Linked DNA regions of Mus musculus: region 2 is linked to region 1. The links are chromatin contacts, found by POLR2A ChIA-PET in ENCODE. All regions are on one chromosome and are shown on one strand. The core of a region is the stretch at or near the end of the contact, and the rest is flanking DNA. Distances in the headings are between cores, read along the strand shown. Region 1 holds the start of Ube2i (ubiquitin-conjugating enzyme E2I). Region 2 holds the start of Stub1 (STIP1 homology and U-Box containing protein 1).

Region 1 (7,168 bases), core at 3,274-5,773:
AAACACGGCCTGGGTTCTCCATGGGCACCTCACCATTGGGGCTTACTGCTTTGTAGCCAGCAACCTTCACCTGCTCTTTACCCCTGACCCCGGGCTGTTCACTGATCCAGTGATTTGCCAAGGTCCAAGCCTCCTTACCACCACAGGCCACTCCTTATCCAGGGGAGAGCTGTGACCTGGCAGGCTAGCTGTGGTCACAAATATGCAAACTTAGGTCCCTTCTAGTAGTTCTGCTCCTTCAGATCTGTTAAGTTAGTAGGTGCAAAGCCAGCAGTCACCCTTACCCCCTTCTTTCCAGGGATAGCGCACTCCCAGTTCATCAGGTTCATTGTGCCATCAGGGTTCTTTGTTGGGACAGCTACAAAGCCCTGAGAAAGAACAGTCACAAAACAAAGCAGCTCAGACGACAAGCCTAGCTGTCCCCCAGTGGCCACAGGCTGAGACCACCACCCCATCAGAAAGCCCCTCCTACGGCAGACACAGAGTGCTCCTTACAAAAGGGTGGTCCTTCCTCCAGGCTTTCCTTTCCTGCGCAAGGCGGCTGAGGGCGATCCCCGACATATTCAAAGTCCCTGGAACAGAATCCACACAGGGAGGGTTAGGGAAAGCACACACAGACCTCCTCTAAGCCACCCCTACCTCCTACCCCAGCCACAGAGGGCTGTTACCAAGAAGCAGGTAAATGAGGCTGGAGTCCAGCTGGGCAAGCTGCCCTTGGAGCAAGTGTAGCATTACACCCCTCAACCGGCCCCTCAGAACGCCTCCGGGTGTAGGGAGAGCACCACCGCTGTCTCTCTTGTGCTTTACAAACTCAACTGCTGGAAGGGTCAGTGAGAAGAGCCTGCACAAAGGCTGTCACCTCCCTGGCAGGCACTGAGCATCTCTGGAGAGACTTGGCACCCACTCCACAGTCAAATCCTCAGGACAGGCAGGACCTCCCAGGTACTGCACACACTTATCTGAGGCTAAGATGTATGGCCAGCTTAGAATCAGGCCTGAAAGGAGGACAATCACTAGATGTACTAGTGAGAAAAATCTATACCACAGGGCAGAGCGTGGTCAACTTCCATAGGCAGACTGCCCCAAGAGGCCAGGCTATCAGCCTATAGCTTACCAGCTCATAGTTCAGAGATCTGCCCTATGACCCTAGGGGAAGGAGGGCAAGATCCAGGTCAGGCCAGCAGCCTCTGCCAGAGACCATGGTGGCACACTTGACAAGGCCCTTAGGTGAACACCTCTCTACCTAGGCCCACAGCCTGCTGCTTTGACTGTGATGCCAACCTGGCTACCACCTGCTTGAGTTTTTTTTTTTTTTAATCTGCACATCCTTTTTAATATTACTTTAAAAATAAAATCACATGAAACAATACTCAAGAGACTCCCAAACCCACAGAGCACAGGGATTTAGGGGTGTGTGATCACAAGAACATGACCCCTGTGAACAAGAATCTAGCAGAGCAATGGGTATTTCACACTGAGTTGCTTCTCAGAGGTTCCATATTTGACCCCAGCTTCAGGCTTCCATTAGGCTTGTGGGTAAAATCTCCCAGCTGGACTAGCACTAGCCTAGTCTCTCGTTTTCAGCTCAGTCTTCACTCTGAGGCGGAACCTCCAACCACCTCTAGACAAGAGTAAGATTCTTGCCAGAGCACATCCCTGCTACAGCTTCTGCCAGGCTTCAAGCAGACCTCCCATGAGTTCTTGCTATTTAGACTTAGCTCAGGCTGCCCATTTTATCTGCAAAGCTGTGACTACCCTAGGATTTACTGCGTGTTCCTGACCCAGCTAGGATCCCTGGGCTACAGGTGGGCTGATCAGATATGCACCTCCATCTGTAAGCACAGTTGTTCTGAACCTGAACAGACAGACCCACTGGGTCAAAGCATTCTGGTGAGTCCTGCACTGAAGTTACAGATGACTTGTTTTAAGTTCAGAGTCTCACACTGTAGCCCAGGTTAGCCCAAAACTCCTGGCTAGCTCCTGGTATTGGGATTACAGGCATGAGCCACTACATCTGGCTCCTAGACCACTTTTTCTTTCTTTCTTTCCTTTATTTTTGGAGACAGTCTCACCATGTGGCCACAGCTGGCCTTGACAGTCACGCACCACAGCACCTAGACTGCTTGTGATGACTGTACAAATCCAAGTAGAGAGGGGCTGGGACTGCCATCAGAGGTACAGCATCACCCCAGAGCCCAGAGTTCAGGAAATACTTCAGTGGGTGAGGTCATTGTAAGACAAACACTTCATATCAGCATTTTTAATATCCTGTACACTCTAAGCCAACATGAAGAACCTCTTTTAGAAGCACAAGCTGGGACTGGCGAAATTAAGAGTACTAGATGCTCTTCCAATGGGTTCAACTCCCAGCACCCACATGCCAGCTTATGATTGCCTGAAACTCCAGTTCCAGGGGACCTGGATGCCCTCGAACACACAAACATACAGGTAATAGTGCACATAAAATATATTAAAAAAAAAAAAGCACAAGCCACCAGGACAAGCCTTGACAATGTTGGCATTCCTTCTAAGCATACCTGGCTCTATCAAACATCCCGATTCCTTTTTTTATAAATCACAACAGACAGTACTTATGCTCCACAAACTCCAATACCAAATCACAAAGTATACAAATTAAAGGCAAGGCTCCTCTCTTACAGACCTCAAGTCCAAAACAGAGAGTCCAGCCCAAACCCAACTGTCTTTTCCTAGCACAGGAGTAGAGCCTGTCTAGGAACAAGCACCAAGGTTCTGCCACAAAACCCCAACCTGCCCTAATAGTCATCTCTTAGGCAATTTACGACCCAGGTGGCGCTCATCTAAGAGTGACTGGAGCATAGGGCTTCACTTCCAATGTGTCCCTCTTTTCAACTTCTCAACGCACAGGCCTGCCCAATCTCTTTCTCTAGCATCTTCCACTGAAGCAGCTATCCTCATCCAGCCAATCAGATGGCAGAAGATGGCAAGCAAGTCTGGGCAGGGTTTCCTAACAGGTTTCTCTCTGGAGCCCGGGGCCAGTGCTCTGGAGAAAGAAGCCTGGACACCGGGCCACACAAAGCTGTTGGGACAGCTGTAACTGACTTCAGGATAAAGTTGTGTGCCCAGAGAACTCTGTCCTAGCATCCAACTGCAGCTATCCTAAGTGAGAAGAACCGAGAAGCTAGCTCAACTGCTCTTGCCTGGACACTCAGTGTTAAGGAGACAGAACCAGGGAATCACCAAGAGTTCAAGGTTAGCCTTGGCTACAAGAGATCCTGTCTCAAAAACAGGGAGAAGTGAGAGGTGGCTCTTATCAGAACTCTTAAAGGCCTTTTGCCCCACGGTCGAGGAAAAGGAACCCTAGGAGCACCCTGGCAATGATCTAGGCAGAAACTTGGGGGGCAGTGCTGCTGCTCCCGCAAGCACTCCAAAAGCCACTTAAACACAACTTGCCTTCCCAGGCAAACAGTCACTTCACGAGCTAAAAGTTTTGTGATGCAATGACCAAACTAAACCAAACCAAACCAAAAAACCATTCCCCTCCCCACTACTAGAGACAGGAAGGACATACAGGGATGGGTCTTATGACTCCAGGCTTCCTACAGTGTACAGTATTTGTCTGGCGACACCACCTACTTCAGAGCTACTTACCGGTCAGAGAGCCTGTGCAAGGTTGCTTATCTCCGCCCACCTCGGCAGAGGGAACATGGGTACCAGGCACTACGGCTGGCTTGGATAGGGCGAAGCGGCCTCTTTTACTCGAATGCACACTGTAGGCCCTAAGGATCCTTCAGTAAGTATACCACGCTGTTTGTTAAGTTTCCAGTGGCAGAGACAGCCAGAGGAGGGCAGGACTGCGATCACTCACAGCCTGAATACCTTTAGAAAGAAAACAAACTCCCCTTCGACGCCCGTTTTCTGCTATGCAGGCAGGTAACTAACTCATCCACTAAAACAACAGTTCCTTAAGAATAAAGGAAGGTGGGGCAGAGAATATACACAAGACTCCCCCACAAAAACCCAAGCTACAAGCCTAGCGTCTCGGTAACGAACGAAGCCTTCTGATGTGACTCCGGGTGCTTACAGGCCCCGACACGGCCCAGTACTCACGGCCTTCCGCACTCTCACTCGCCTAACTACGGAGCCCAGCACCGCCCAGAACGCGTCTGGGAGCTACTGGGAAGCTCAGATTATCTGTTGCGGGGTCGGCGGAACTCAGTTCGCCAAGAGTAGGGGGGCAGTGGGCCGTGCTCCCAACCCTGTATTCTCCCGTGGCACAGCGGCTGGGCCCTAGTGCCCCGAAGGCCGAGACTCGGAGGCCGCGAGCGAGAGGAGGCCGCCGTGGCTCCGCTCGGCGCCTCCCGGAAGCTCACTGGGAACGGCGGCGAGTCCGGGCGAAGATGGGAGTGCGTGCGCAGGCCGGTGGCGGCTCACCTGGGCGACCGCGGCCCGGACCGTCGCGGCGGCAGAGGCGGCGGCGCTCCTTTGTCTCGGGACTTCCCTCCGCGCCCGCCGCGCGCAGCACGGAGCGCAGGACCCCAGCGGGCGGGGCGGGGCCTGAGCTGGGCTGCCCGCCACACGCCTGCTCAGCTTACCGTCCCTCCCGTCCGGTGGCCTACGCGTCTACTTAAACACGAGCTTCCCGCAGCCCGCACGCGGCTGCCGCGCCCTCGTTGCCCGCGACCGCCTAAGGAGCCCGAGCCCAGGGCGCCTGTCCAAGCAGGCGGTGCCCTGAACGGCCGCACTCTTAAAGGGGCCGCGTCCTAGGCTCGAGGGAGCGTCTGCAAACTCCTCTTCGGGATGAGCGCGTCCACTCGAGGACACATCAGAGAGTCGTGTGAGGAAAAAGAAGCATAGATTCCCAAGGGTCATCCGGATGCTCAGAGGGCACCTTCCCGGGCACAGGCTCTGGAGGTATCCTTGGGCTCAAGGCCCGAGTCCCGGGAGCAAAGATCACTGAGGCCTAAACATCCTGGGAATCGTCGCAGTACGGTGACGATCCCCGGAACTTAGCGCGCTGTGACACTTTCTGCAATTGGCCAGCTCAGGAACTTGGGCGGGGTGAACCTCGAAACTATCCAATGAACTAGCCTCATACAAAGGGCCAAACGCAAGCAAAACCGACGGGGAGAGAAATGTGGATGCTCCCTAACCTACGAGTTAGCCCCCTAGTGGGGGAGGGGAATGGGCCTGCGCCGTGGGGGAGGGGCAGCACCCGCGGACCCCCCCCCCCGCGCGCGCGCCCCAGGCCTCTTCCCTGTGCCGCACCCCACACCTTAGTTCCACCTGAAACCCCTGTGCGGCTTCTGCTGGCCCCGCTGGACACGCTTTTGTCACGCCGTGGCCTAGTCCAGTTTCCTCGGCCAGTCCTCTGCAACCCAGCTCGGATGCTTCCTCACCGACTCACCGACGGGACGGGTACTTAGAACCGTCGGCTGGCCCCCTGGTGGCCATTCTGGCGCCTGCTCCTTTTTTTTTGGCACGTGCTGGAGGCCTTTCGGGGCCAGTTGCAGCCAACAAGGGCTTCCTGGGAATTTGGACTATGGGTCCAATTGCTGCCAGGGACTCCAGTGTTCATCTGTCAGTATCTCCGTCCATCTACTCACCACTCTCTCCTTCCTTCGTTCTCCTCTTACCTTTTGAGGTTGTTGGGTGCCCCAAAACAGGAACTAAGGTCCCATGCCCCTTGCCCACAATTGTCCAACATTCCCTGGAGCTCACCCTGTTAATTCCTCCTGTTCGTAGCCGTACTGTTTAAGAGTTAAGATCACAGTGAGCACCAGATCCTGAGGGACCTTGGTCTCTCATTGGGGCTGAGTTGTAGACAAGGTCGGCTTAGATACAAGTTCCTGACACACTAGATCTGTACCCCCAACAGATCTGGTTTGGATCCATCCCAGCCTGCAAAACAGCTTCCAAGTCTGGTGGCTCCTGGGCACTTAGGGATGTTGGCCTGTGAATTGTACCATCTGGGACCAAAGTTATCAGCAGATTGTCTGGGGGCTCTCATTTTGTGGCCGGTGGCTCTGAGTGGCCCAGTAATCTTTTTACTTTGTTTTTTTAGTTTAGGGTCCTATGCATTATCCCTGCCTGGCCTCCAACTGACCTTGAAGTCCTGTTCTATGTGATTCCACCCCTAAATTGCACAAATCGTACCACATCCACTTTGGAATCTACTTTTCAGCTAGGGTCACAGTTGAGCCTGGTCTGGACTCACGGATATTGGATTTTCTGCAGGAATGAGACTGAGGGAAAGACTGCGTGGAGAGGCAGCTGGAAGTCGTATGTAGTTATTGAAAGGATTGATCTGTGGTCCACAGGGCACTGCAGAAGGTTTAGAGCAGGAGTGTATGATGTAACGCCATGGTGTAGTGATAGTATGCAAATCACTCTAATCTCCCTAGCAGGCAAGCACTTCTTATGACTATCCCATGTAGATTCTTTTTTTTGTTTTGTTTTGTTTTTTTTGGTTTTTTGAGACAGGGTTTCTCTGTGTAGTTCTGGCTGTTCTAGAACTCAATGTAGACCAGACTGGCCTCAAACTCAGAAATCTGCCTGCCTCTGCCTCCCAAGTGCTGGGATCAAAGTCGTGCGCCACCACTGCCCCGGCTCCATGTGGATTCTTGAATAAAAGACACACACATGCAGCCTTATTTTTAATATGCCCTAAGCAGCCCAACAGCTGGGCCCCTCCCAACCTTCCACATTGCTAACACCTACCCTCTGAGACTCCTGAATTTATCATTTACTAAAATCTATATTCCATCTTTGCTACCCCAGACACTATTTGGGGAGGGCCCCCTGGGGCCACTCATCCTCAGCTCTTACATGGCCGTATGCTTTCTCTCCTACAGCTCTCAAGACTGATCCTCCTGCTTCCCCAGCATGGCGATTCTAAAAATCCCTCTTTTCCCCATGGTTCCCTTGCCCAGAAACTCTTATTTAAAGTCCCACCTCAGTCTCCCTGCCCAGCCATTGGCAGCCTGGCAACTTTATTTACCAATTAGAGCCAATTGGTAGGGTCCCACTGTGCCTTGCATGCAGATGTGTGAATTCTCATGTAATTTGGGAACCCAATTAATATAAGCAATAAACCAAATCCACAACACCATAGCACCACTTTGTTTGCTGAGTAGATGCAGAAGACACTTCCCATTGGTCCAGGGTGCTGAGTTCAACCAGCACAGAG
Region 2 (6,907 bases), core at 1,482-3,981, 560 kb after region 1:
GGTTATCTATGGTCGGAAGGTCAGTACAGTGTTATGTGTGTGTTATGTGTGTGTGTAAATCTGGTGTCTATAGTCCATTGCACACATAGTGACCTTACACTCCTGCCTCCAGCGCTGGTTCCTCTACCCTCCTGAGAAGACACCTGAGTTCCACCCTAACAAGACCACATTGGCCTGGCTGCTGGAAATATACCCATCTCTAGCCCTGTCAGCACGGCCTCTAGAATGTACCATCCAGGCTGGTGAAGTCAGTAGCTGGTAGGTGGGGGTTGGGCTAACTCAAAAAGCCATGAATCAAAATTTTTTTTTTCTTTTCTCCCAGGTACTGTATTTTCCTGATCGGTGGTGGCATGCCACACTCAATCTGGACACCAGTGTCTTCATTTCTACCTTCCTTGGCTAGCCAGACAGGCAACTGGCAAGCCCACTGCACCAGCACATGCCAATGTAGTGCTCACAGACTTTATTACAGGACAGTGGCAGCAGCAGCAACCTCAGCCCACCCTCACCCACTCTCCAGCCCAGAAGGGGGACAAGGGAGGCTCATGGTCCAGCAAGGGGTATGCTGAGAAGGGGAGCAGTTCAGAACCCATCAGCAGGGCCGATGGGGGCAGGCCCAGGGACACAAACTATACAGGGACTGGAGCTTCCGTCTCCAGATCCTCCTGGGCCAGGGTGCCAGGCAGGACATGGGGCCTCAATAGTCCTCTACCCAGCCGTTCTCAGAGATGAAAGCGTCAATGACTTCCTTCATGGCCAAGTTGGGGATGAGCTGTTCCTGGGTCAGAGGGCTCCGGGTCACAGGGTCAAAGTGGCCCACACGCTGCAACAGAGTCAAGAGTGTTCAATGGCCTGAGTATACCGATCCGGGTACCAAGGCTCTCCATGGCCCGGTCTCCATGGGCCCTCCTTACCTGCAGGTGCTCCTCAATGTCCTTGCGGTCATAGGTGATACCACTGGGTGTAATGCAGGGTTCCCGCATCAGCTCAAAGCTAATCTTGCCACACAAGTAGTCAGGGATATCTCGCTTCTATAGCACAAGGGGAAAATGTCTAGAACTGGAGGGGGCTGTGGGGGTCACCATACCAGCAGCAGCCGATGAGCTTCCGGGGGTCCTCACCTTTCTTTTCTCGTCCACCTGAGAGAAGAGCTCATCCATATCTGCCATGTATTTATCCTGCAGAGTTGAGTGCCATGTGTGGGCAACTCCTGTCTCCACACAGACACACACACTCTGTCCACCAGGGCACTCATGTCATGCATGGGCCAACAGATCCACCAAAGGCTGGGGCACTTTTCATGCCACACACAAACACACACACAATGACCCACATGTGGACTAGGGGCACCCTCACGTGCTTGGCCTCAATGCAGGCCTGCTGGGCCCGGATGTGGCCATCATCTTCATGACCCTCGTGGTTCCGCTGACACTCCTCCAGTTCCCTGAGGGTTAACCAGAAGCTAGTTGGTGATGGCCCTGACCAGGAAATCACAGAGCCCGCCCCATCTCAGGCCTCTTTCCTCCTGGGCTTCCCATGTACCGGTTGTTGTCCTTCAATAAAAACACTTGTGCTGGTGACTCAGTGTCTGCTGGGGGAGGGACCCACCTCTCTCGCTCAGCAGCAATGAGCCTGGTGAGATATGAATGCAGCTCACTCTCCTGGTGGATGCGCCGTTCCTCGATACTGTTCCAGCGCTTCTTCTTAGCAATGCGAAGGGCACTAGGAATATCATCCCCAAAGTTGAGTCGCTGCTCCTTGGCCAAACTATAGGCTAGGGGAGTGGACACTTTTGGTTACACTTGTCAACAATCCTGGTCCCCCAAGGTGCCCTCAACCTTGCATCTTGTCAGCCCACCTCGCTGCAGATTGGCAATGGCCTCATCATAACTCTCCATCTCCAGCTGGCACTGCCCCAGGAAGAAGTGCGCCTTCACAGACTGCCCGTCCAGCTCCAGGGCTCGCCGGCAGTCAGCAAGTGCCTGTTCAGGCTGCTGCATCTTCAGATAGCACAGGGCCCGGTTAGTGTAGTACACTGCCACAAGTGGGTTCCGAGTCTGGGGACCAAGACCAGGCGTCAAAGAGTGTGGGCTCAGTTGATCCCCTCTCATTTAGCAAGCTGAAAGCCAATGATCTGGTCAATGCTCCAGCTTTGGGGGCCCATGGCTGGAATAGAGGAACTGGAGATTTCCGAATTATCAAGAGCTCTGGATTCTGGCCATGCTTTCTTGCCTCCAACTGCTTTTGAGAGAAATCCCACAACCCCTCTACAAGCTCTGGGCTTGGAAATCTCAAGGGGCAAGAGCTCCTGGTGTCATCCTTAGTCTTACTTAATCAAGCATCCCGCCCGCCAGTTCCCAGTCAAATCAGCCCTAGACTCGGGAACAGCAATCCGGGCACCAGGGGAGCGAGCGAGCCATCGAGTCCAGGCTGCCAGAAACCCTGTCCGGGATCACAAAACTGGGAGGCACATCGGGCCCCGCCCCCGCCCCTCCCGCACTCACGATGGCGCGGCCGTAGCAGGCCGCCGCCTCCGGGTACTTGCGGCCCACGAAGAGCCGGTTTCCCTGCTCCTTGAGCTCTTGCGCACTCGGGCTCTTATCAGGGCTGCCGCCGCCACCAGTGCCCAGCCGCGCGCCGCCCTCCTTTTCCTCCTTGCCCTTCATGGCGCCGCGCGGCACGGCTTGGGCTCCGCGCCCGGCCACCTAGATCTCGCAGCCCGCGCAGCGATCAGCTCCGCCCGGTCGGCGATCCGCCACCGGAACTTCCGGTGTGGGGCGGAGCTGGCATGGGGACACGTGAGCAAAGGCGGAGCCTCGTGGATTGAGCCAGTTCCCTTAGCTCTGAGAAGCTTCCGCCGCGCTCTACAGGCCCCGCCCTACAGTAACCGAGACCTACCCTGCTCAGACCAAGGCTCCGCCCATCGGCGCTCAAGCCCCGCCCTCCGGCCCCAAGCTGGGCGAACGTGGCAGCGGTCATTGAGAAGTGGCCTTCCGAGGGCCGGTCACTAGGCCCGGGTCCTAGCGCACCACCAGGGCACACACGGGCTCACGCGACAGCCTGGGAACGTCTGGACCGCCGGTAGGAAGGCGGAATTGAGGGTAGAAGAGAGGCCCGCAGATCAGACCGCTCTCGAGGGGCTTCCTCGGGAATCGGGAGGAGCTGCCTGCGGCCATTAATGGCTGAGAAACAAGCACGTGACACGCTGACACCGAAGGACCTTCTGCGGTTGCTATAGAAGTAGCTGCGGGTGCACGGCTGGACTCTTGCCCTTCTCGCGGTCATGGGGAGGAGCTTCTTCAAGGGCGGAGCCGGCTGGTTTCCTTGGAGAGCGCCTGCACCAAGACCCTTTGACCCCATGGTCTGTCGTTGAGGCATTTCTAGCCGCTGCTGCATCAGCTGTTGGCCGCTAACACCCCCAACCCCGGACTTGGAGAAGCAGAACTCGGCTTTCTGCTGATCTGGGCGCCGCAGTCAAACTTCGCTGCGTGGTTTCTGCCACTGCCTCGAGTGAGTAGGTAGCATCTTTGCCCAAGTTGGGTGGGGGCTCTAGGAGCTCAAAAAAAGCTATCCCCAGAACCTCCTTGTCACTCTTTGCAGTGGTCCTGGAGGCAGAGGTTTCTGGGGTTGCAGCTTTCATATACGAAGAGGCGGTGGCTACAGTTCCTAGCTTGCTAACCCTCCAGTACACACTCAAGCACTACTTGCTGTTTCTAGCCCAGGTGCAAGAGTTCACTGCCTTTCTGAGCGGGGCTGAGCGGGGCCTGAGAGGTCATCCAGGGCCCCATCATGGTTCTGGTGGTTAGTAACTTGACCCCAGAACCCTTGTGGACCTCACTAGTGAGTGTCTTAGAGTTGTAGACTCTTCGTCTTGTGCAAACTTGGGGGGCAGATGTATGCCCAGACCTGCTGCCTGACCTTCACCCTGACTGGGCCTCCCACAAGGACCTGCCAAGAATTACAGGACCCAGGCCAAGTGAACCTAGCTCTGTTGTGGGCTTGCGTTTGGAAGGGAGGCTGAAAGAACAGGAGATTGGAAGCTCTTGTAGCACAATAAACGATTGCTGAACTTGGACTGACCTGGAAGTCCACAGTTTCTTCCCAGGGGCCCCACCTCCTGTGGATTCCGGCCATGGCCAGGAGTAAAGCTACCACCTCAAGTCAGGTGCAGAGCTTGAAGGGAGAGAGGGAGCACAGACCGTCCTGGAGGGGAGGTGTCTCATACAGCTTGGGTGAGGGGGCAGACAAGCCTGCAGAGCCCCAGGACAGCTACCTGGTGCTGTGTAAAATATTTATTCATTCTCCAAAAAGGCTCAGACTGCAAGTCCTGGGGTCAGTGGGGAGGGAAGGGGTCTCCTCTAGGGCCACGCTCAAGGTCCTCCACCCAGCCCTGGCCCAGTAACACCCCTCCCCCTGGAAAGCCTGGGGGGGGGGGGTGCAGCAAGGGCTGCAGTAAGACTTGGCTTCAGCTGGGGGTGGGGGATCACAGGGCCCCCCTGCCCCTGTGGGGAAAAGCAGCCGAGAGGTCCATTCATATAGGGCAGACATGCAGGCCCACCTGGTGCCTGGCTCTAGCCACATGGCCCTAGGGAGCAGGTCAAGGTGGAGGGGGGATATCGGCACCCAGCAGGTCATAGGCAAAGACGTTCCAGAAGATGGCGAAAAGCAGGAAGGTGCCATAGGCAAGTAGCACCACCCACCAGCCGCACTGGTCCCTCAGGCGTTCCTCATAGCTCCGAAGGATGGTAAGGCCCATGCTTACACCTACCACTGCACCAGCCAGGTGTGCCATGAAGCTGGGCTGTGGGCCTGAGGCAGGCAGTGGTGGGGAGAAGCGTAGCCACACAGCCCGGCCCACTTCGGAACTCACTGCAGAGGGAGCAACAGGTGGGAGGGGCCCTGTCTGCAGGTAAAGGGCCTCCCAGCGCCCCACCTGCCCCACTACTCACTGCACACCAGAGCCAGCACCATCCTCAGCAGCTTGTATGGACACCGCATCCCAGCCCAGTTCTGATGGGGGCAGGCAGACAGGCTGTGAAGCATGTCCAATGGGCCCCTTCCCACCTCCCCAGAAAGGCAGTCCCATTACCATGACAACATTGGCCAGGTGTGCTGAGCACAGGGCATAGACCCCTCCAGAGCCCCCTACCACGGGGGCACGCATATCTGTGATAGAGACAGTCAGGGAGCCTGTGGGCAAAGGGAGAGGTGAGGGCACAGCTGGCCCTCCCCTCAGCAGGTGAGGTAGGCAGGGGACCCACCCACCTATATGCCAGTCTCACCTGCCAGCACGCCCGCCAGGTAGAGCAGGCTGATGCGAAGCACGCCATGTACCATCTCCAGGGGCACACCGATCATCAGCTGCAGGAGGGCATTGAACCCTAGCTGCTCCAGCCTGGCCACAGAAGAGCATGGCAGAGGTGGTCAGATGGGTACCCTGCCTACTCCAGACCACCTCAGGCAGTGTAACTTAGCTGGGAGATAAGCCTTCAGAGTCAGTGGGCAGGTGCTGGGGGTAGGAGTGGAGAAGAGGCTCTGGAAGGCAAGGCTCACTTACCCGACATGCATGAACATGTAGGTGAGGAAGCGCCATGCCCGAGCACGGTGTCCTGGGTGATACACCAGAGGGCTCTTCATATATTCAGGGTGGTAGGTCTGGAGCACCCACTTGTTGAGACGTGCCCCGTAGCACAGGAACACGATGATCTGGGGACACTAGTGTTAGGGCTGGTCAAGACTAGGGACTCAGGAGGCCCCAGGGCAATGTGTAGGCAGGCCCACCTGGGCAAGAGTGACCGAGGCCATGAACACAGGGGGTGGGCAGGTGCGGTGCCTGTAGAAGTACCAGCGGCGGTCCACCTCGCAGGGCAGGATCTCGTAGGCCACATAGCGCACAAACCGCTTGTAGACACTCAGGCCTGGCTCATCTAGCAGTCCGTCTCGGGGCAGTGCCCGCTGTCCGTTAGCAATGGCTCTCTTGAAGCTGCTGGAACGCTTGCTGCTGATCTGAAGGGCAGGAACCTTAGTGTAGGTGACAGTATTGTTCCTGTGGAACCCTACCTTACTTGGCTGTGTGGCTGCTAATGGTCTGAGGGTCTTCCACACTGCCCAGGTCTGTAAGCCCTACCCAGTAAAAAGCTGTGTGCCCACCCAGCTTTGGTCAGGGTGCTGCGCTTGACCAGGCCTGGGCCCTCCCCTGCTGCCCACACACCATGGCACTGACCAGGTCCACCAGCTCCTGGTAGCAGACCTGGCCCCGCTCGTTGCTCTGAGCCAGAGCCACCAACATGTCCAACTTGGTGGGGTCCAGGGGCAGCTCATGGCTGTGTACCAGACCAGCGAAGGTGTCCGCACCGATGAAGCCTGTGTTCTCAGGATCCAGCTGCTGTGGTGGGGGAGTAGAGGGTGGGCCAACTCCCAGCCACAGGGCTGAGCTAGGCTGGCTAGGAAGGCTGGACCTTTGTGCCAGTCAGTGCCTGTTTGCTAGAACCAGCTTGTTCCCAGGCCCTGGCAGGGCAAGGTGCCTGGTTTGGCTGTTCTACCACCTCATATTCGCTCTACCAGTCCTAGAAAGGGGAAGGACCTAGGTCCAAGGACCACCACCCTCCATCCCCAGCTTTCCGTGGAAACCCGATGAAGCCAGACCTTTCTTGGGGTCGGGAGTCTCAGAGACCAAGGTCGTGCAGGGAGGGGGGTTTGGGAGGCGGCTGCCTGGGCCTTCTGCGAGCATGGTCCCTCCCCCGAACCCCTCACCGGCTGGAAGGGCGCCAAGGCAGTGCCAGCTCCCACCCACCACGCACCTGCTCCTGAATGAGCTGCAGCAGCGAGCTCCTGTCCATAGAGCCGGGCCGAGGGCCGGGGTCGGCCGAGGCCGGGAGGGGCTGCTCTGCGGACCGCTCCGCTCCGC

The links. ChIA-PET counts read pairs that join two places held with the same protein, here RNA polymerase II (POLR2A).
Region 2: POLR2A ChIA-PET joins it to region 1 with 17 read pairs in Patski. The contact joins the promoter of Stub1 here to the promoter of Ube2i in region 1. POLR2A ChIA-PET finds 5 or more read pairs at or near these places in 3 of 5 experiments (Patski and embryonic stem cell).

What each region holds. Positions count from the first base shown.
Region 1 is chr17:25,268,908-25,276,075 of GRCm38, forward strand. Ube2i (ubiquitin-conjugating enzyme E2I) reads right to left here and starts at 4,524. Exons shown (of 7, transcript NM_001177610.1): 1 at 4,414-4,524; 2 at 496-572; 3 at 285-368. The coding sequence starts at 561. Gm17801 (predicted gene, 17801) reads left to right here and starts at 5,217. Exons shown (of 1, transcript NR_027452.1): 1 at 5,217-6,621.
Region 2 is chr17:25,830,188-25,837,094 of GRCm38, forward strand. Stub1 (STIP1 homology and U-Box containing protein 1) reads right to left here and starts at 2,732. Exons shown (of 7, transcript NM_019719.4): 1 at 2,505-2,732; 2 at 1,859-2,057; 3 at 1,609-1,774; 4 at 1,357-1,444; 5 at 1,122-1,178; 6 at 915-1,031; 7 at 447-823. The coding sequence starts at 2,666. The coding sequence ends at 698. It overlaps Jmjd8 (jumonji domain containing 8), which reads left to right. Exons shown (of 9, transcript NM_028101.5): 7 at 1-19; 8 at 113-247; 9 at 323-1,656. The coding sequence ends at 403. It overlaps Rhbdl1 (rhomboid like 1), which reads right to left. Exons shown (of 8, transcript NM_144816.1): 1 at 6,801-6,907; 2 at 6,224-6,385; 3 at 5,782-6,006; 4 at 5,558-5,706; 5 at 5,283-5,395; 6 at 5,090-5,190; 7 at 4,950-5,010; 8 at 4,278-4,869. The coding sequence starts at 6,839. The coding sequence ends at 4,598. It overlaps Mir3082 (microRNA 3082), which reads right to left and starts at 1,241; the gene lies at 1,178-1,241.